2 separate regions of the Homo sapiens genome follow, and region 2 is linked to region 1. Evidence: chromatin loops called from intact Hi-C (ENCODE). Cell type or tissue: tibial artery. All regions are shown on one strand. Links, peaks and the distances in the headings refer to the core of each region. The heading gives the core; the rest is flanking DNA.

What was found. Hi-C counts contacts between places; a loop is a spot of excess contacts. Peaks named below come from ENCODE experiments on the same cell type or tissue, not always from the same donor. Only the 100,000 strongest peaks of a DNase experiment are listed, where the experiment ranks them.
Region 2: a loop joins it to region 1, with 2.3 times the contacts of the local background. A loop is called at or near these places in 11 of 110 quality-filtered maps.

The regions. Positions count from the first base shown.
Region 1 is chr1:24,853,806-24,856,615 of GRCh38, reverse strand. No RefSeq gene overlaps it. Among named protein-coding and RNA genes, the nearest start is that of MIR6731, 64 kb to the left of the region's middle. In tibial artery, for the core only: no CTCF peak of the experiment used is centred there; no DNase peak of the experiment used is centred there.
Region 2 is chr1:24,943,551-24,946,360 of GRCh38, reverse strand. The region is part of intron 1 of RUNX3-AS1 (RUNX3 antisense RNA 1); the gene reads right to left. It also overlaps a transcript of RUNX3 not described here. Among named protein-coding and RNA genes, the nearest start is that of RUNX3-AS1, 14 kb to the right of the region's middle. In tibial artery, for the core only: no CTCF peak of the experiment used is centred there; no DNase peak of the experiment used is centred there.

The sequences.
Region 1 (2,810 bases), core at 301-2,800:
AAATATAAAAATTAGCCAGGCGTGGTGGCAGGTGCCTGTAATCCCAGCTACTCAGGAGACTGAGGCAGGAGAATCGCTTGAACATGGGAGGCAGAGGTTGCAGTGAGCTAAGATCACACCACTGCACTCTAGCCTGGGTGACAGAGCAAGACTCCATCTCAGAAAGCAAACAAACAATCAAACAAAAAAACAGTTTGGTTTAAAACCATCCAGCAGAGGACCTGTTATCCAGGGCCTCCCAGAAAAGAGCCTCCAGTCTTCACTATGGAAGGTCTCCTCCAGGCAGCATGGTATTGAAGCCCAGAACAGTGCCTGGTGCTTATTATTTGCCATTATTTTGATGACAGAGCGTCATTTTCATGTTCTGGCACCCTGCTCTGTCTGGCGGCATTAAGGTCTAATGTAGATGGAGCTGAAGTGGACTTGGTCTACCATTGGCTTGCTAGTAGCACTGAAAATTGGTACAATCCGAAGAAATAGCCACAAATGGGTTGAGATCTTTTGACTCACGAGTTCCATTCCCAGGGACAGATTTCTAAGAACTACTTCAGAAACAAGAAGCTGTGTGCACAAGTATGTTCGTATCAGTATTAACTACAAAATTTACTCATCTACTACAAAATCAACTCATTAAATTTGCAAAAAATTTACAATGCAACACTGTGAGGGGAGATGCTATAAAACGTGATCTTTTACAATAGATGGTGGTCACCAGCCTCTAAAGGCCCCCCAAAATCCTTGCCTCCTGGTAATCACATCCTTGTGAAGTCCCCTCTCACACTGAATAGGGCTGACATGGCGACCAACAGGATATGATGGAAGCAACCATGAGTGACTTCCAATGAGAGCTCACGGAAGATGTTGCAGCTTCTGCCTTGGTCTCTTGATCATTCACTCTGGGGAAAGCCAGTGTCATGTCAAATCATGAAAAAACTCAAGCCACACTGTGGAGAGTCCCCTGCAGAGAGGAAGGAAGGCCTCCTGCCAACCGCCATGTGAGTGATGAAGTTGGAGATGGAGACCCTCGAGCAACGGTCAAGCCCCAGTCAGATGTCTGCAGCCCTGAAGGACATCTCAGCTGCAACCACATGAGAGGCCCTGAGCCAGAACTGCCCAGCTAGGCTGCTCTTGAAATTCCTAATGCATAGAAACTATGCAAGATAAATGTTATTGTTTTAAGTCACTAGGTTTTGGGGTAGTTTGTTCCACAGCCATAGATACAATAGATAGATGGCTCATACAGCGGGGTCCCATAAGGCAATGAGAGTGAATGAACTATTGCTATGCACATCAATGTTGATGAATTTTATAAACCTAATGTTGAATAAAAGCAGCAGATACCAAAGAGAACATACGTCTTGGTTCATTTTCTGTTGCTGTAACAGAATACCACAGATTGGGTAATTATAAAAAGAAATGTGCTGGGCATGGTGGCTCACACCTGTAATCCCAGAAATTTGGGAGGCCAAGATGGGTGGATTGCTTGAGCTCAGGAATTTGAGACCAACCTGGGCAACATGGTGAAACCCCATCTCTACCAAAAATTTAAAAATTAGCCAGGTGTGATGGTGCATGCCTGTAGTCCCAGCTACTCAGAAGGCTGAGTTGGGAGGATGGTTTGAGCCCAGGAGGCAGAGTTGCAGTGAGCTGAGATTGCAGCACTGCACACACTCCAGCCTGGGTGACAGAACCAGACTCTGTCTCAAAGAAAAAAAAAAAAAAAGGAAAGAAAGAAAAAGAAAAAAATTTTATATCTTATAGTTAGAGAAGTCCAAGGCTGAGGAGCTGCATCTGATGAGGACCTTCTTGCTACGTTATAACATGGCAGAGGGCATCACATGGTGAGAGGGCAAGAGCATGGCAGTTCAGGTCTCTCTTCCACTTCTTATGGGCCACCAGTCCCAACCATGGGGGGGCCCACTCTGATGACCTTATCTAATCCTAATTACCTCCCAAAACCCCTTCCTCCCCTCCAAATGCCATCAACATATGAATTTGGGGATTGTTTCTAATGCAGGAAATTTGGGGGACACATTCAAACCATAGCAACATACTTTATGATTTTATTAATCAAAGGTCAAAAACAGTCCAAATTAATTTATGCTGTTAGAAATCAGGGTAGTTGTTACCTTTGGAAGGGGGAGGTTGGTGACTGGAACAGGTAAGGAGAGGACCTCCAGGTGCTGGTAATGTCCTCTTTCTTGATCTGGGGACTGGTTACATGTGTGTGCTTAGTTTTCAAAAATTCAAACTAAGGCTGGGCGCAGAGGCCCCCAGGATTTTGGACGGCCGAGTTGGGAGGATCACCTGAAGCCAGGAGTTTGAGACCAGCCTGGCCAACATGGTGAAACCCCGTCTCTACTAAAAATACAAAAATTAGCTGGGCGTAGTGGTGGGCGCCTGTAATCCCAGCTACTCGGGAGGCTGAGGCAGGAGAATTGCTTGAACCCAGGAGGTGGAGGTTGAGGTGAGGTAAGATCGTGCCAATGCACTCCAGCCTAGGTGACAGAGTGAGACTCGGTCTCAAAAAAAAAAAAAAATTCTAACAGAGCTGTACATTTAGGATTTGTGCACTATTCTGTGTGTGCTGTGTATAGACTATTGTGTATCCCAATAAAAAAGTTTTAAATATTTACATATTGTGTATTTCAATAAAAATGTTCTTAAATTATCATTTTATGCTCACTGTATAAAATCTAGACACACATAATCAGGCCTTGGTCAGTGAAACCGGCAGAACCACAGGAGAGTCCGTACAATGATTTGTGGCCCCGTGAAATGTACACGCACATGAAAGGCAGGACGGAAAC
Region 2 (2,810 bases), core at 295-2,794, 90 kb before region 1:
ATAAATCTATACATACAGTAAGAAGAGCAGAAGGCTGAACACCCAGTGGGAACCATTGTTCTGGGTGGCAGGATTATGGATGGTTTTAATTTTCTTCTTCATAATTTTATTATTTTCCAATTTTTCTTTAATGAATGTGTATTATTTTTATAATCAGAAAAAAATGTGTTTTGTTTTAAGGAATGGGGGGCGGTTCAGGATTGTTCTTCCCCTTTTATAGACTCTGAAACTGAGGCCCAGAGTGGAAACAAACAGCATTCGTTCATTCACTCAGCCATTCATTCACTCACTCATTCATTCATTCATTCATTCATTCTCAAATGCTTCTGGGAACCCCCCTAAAGCCAGACTCAGTTTGAAGCCCCATGCCAAAGAGCTGAAAGGGGCCCATCTCCGTTCTCAGGGAGGTCACAGTCAGGGAACGTAAAGGACACAATAGCAAGTCCTTACAACGCATTCAGACAAGGGGCCATGGTGGGGAGGGGAAAGAGAGGGGGCCAAGTCCTCCTGGGAGTTTTAGAGATGGTCTCACAAAGAGAGAAAAGTAGGACAGGGCTTTGATGTATGAGGAGGAGTTCAGCAGTCAGAGAATGCGGAAGCACATACCCTGAAAAGGAACCGGGGGCTGTTAGAGAGAGAGGATCCACAGTGTTCAGGGGAATGGGTAGGGAGATAACATTAGAACATTCCATGAGCCAAGTTTTCAAAGGCCTGGAATTGCCTGGCTCTGCTGCTCAATGGTTATGTGACTTTGAACAAGTTACTAAGCCTCCTGGGCCTCAGTTTCCTCATCTGGAAAATGGGCTAACCACCTCATTGGGTTATTGCAAGAACCGAGTGAGTTAATAAGTGTAAAGCACTCAGCCCGGGTCTGGCATATTGAAGCGGCTATGAAACTGTCTGCTTTTATCATTTGCTATGATTTACACTTTACCCTGTAGGCATTCTGGGAGCCAAAGAGGGTTTTTAAGCTAGAAGTTAATGTGAATTCATTTGCTTATCTATTTCACTCATTCAACAGACATTTATTGAGATCCTAATACATACCCAGGAATGGTTTTATGTGTTGGGGATGAATTCGCCAGATAAAATACAAGACTCCTAAATTATTTTAATTTCAGATAAACGATAAATAATTGCAATATTTGGGGCAACTTTATACTAAAAAGGAGTTCATTATTTATCTGAAATTCAATTTAACTGGGTGTTTTATATTTCCATTTGTTAAATGTGACAACTCTATCTGCGAATGTAACACCAAGCAAGCAAAAAATCCCTGCCCTCCTGCAGCTGACCTTCTGTGAGAGAAAAGAGACAATTCATAAGTCAAGCTATTGTGTATCAGGCACTAATAAATGTGCTGAGGAACTGTCAATCAAGGAAGGGAGACATATTCGTTTCCTATGCCTGCCATCATAAATTAACCCACTTTTAGTGCCTTAAAAAAAACATGCATTTATAATCTTACAGTTCCAGGGATCAGAAATTCTCTATGAGTCTCCCTTGGCCAAGATCAAGGTCAGGGCAGGGCTGTGTTCCTTGCTGGAGGCTCTGGTGGAGAATTTGTTTCCTTGTCTTGTCCAGCTCCTAAAGGCTGTCTGCTTTCCATGGCTCATAGCCCCTTCCTCCACCTTCAAAGCCCACAGCTTTGAGCCATGTTTTTCCCACGCTGCCATCTCTCAGGTTCCCTAATCAGTTTCCACACCCCATCTCCCTCCGACTGTCCTTTTCTGCCTCCCTATTCCATGTGTGAGGATCCTTGTGATCATATGGGGCCCACCTGGGGAATCCAGGATAATCTCCCATCTGAAAGTCTTTATCCTTCATCACATCTGCGAAGTCCCTTTTGCCATATAAGGTAACATAGCCACAGGTTTGGGGATTAGGATGTGGACATCTCTGTGGCCATTATTCTGCCTACCACAGGAGACCAGAGAAGGCCTCTTGGAGGAGGCAGCAGGGACCTGAATGAAGTGGGTAGCTGAGCCAGGCAGACAGAATGGGAAGGGTTTTCCAGGTAAAGGGCAGCACAGACAAAGGCCCTGTGGTGGGAGTATGATGGGCATATTTGAAGGCAGGGTGGCTGGAGCAGGGTGAGGGAGGGGCAGAGTGGAAGCAGATGAGGTCAGAGAGGTGGAGGGTGGCAGGTCATGTAGACCCCATCAAGCCTGGCTAGAAGGGGAGAATCAGCTCTCTCCTGCCCCTCAACGGCCCCCAAGCCCTGCCCCTGAAGTACCACCCTGTCCTGCTAAGCTGACACCCATTCCAGGAGTACTCACATTTTAATAAGAAACTCTGTAAGGCCCCAAGGGCTAAGTCGCTAATGTTTAGGCCCAGCGATGGACAGTAAAGAGATATTTTATGGCAGAGAGGGGCACAGTCTCACCTCCCACAACACCAGGGAACTGGTGATCTTCCCTAACATCAAAGGCCAAACTCTTCTTAGAGTACTGCAAGATGAGAAGGAAGAGGCTTTCCCTGCAAACGAGGGATTCAGGTTAGATGTTCAAAAGAACTTCCTGTGTGCTAGCAGAAAACTGTCAGTTAAGGTTGGTAACATCTGGGAGCCTAGGTCCTGGCTGAGGACCCTGCCCTCAGGGGGCCTGACATTCAGGGACCAGCGGAGGTCCCACGATGACCTGGGGGAAGAATGAGTCCTGACTTTGGACTCCCCTGGGCCCCAGCACGTCACATCCCCTCTCCAGACCTGTTTTTCCGACACAAGGGGACTAGCCTCAGAGATCTTCGGGGGTCCTCTCCGCACTGGCCAACTGTTCCAGGGCTCTTATTTCCTAAGACAAAAACCTGGT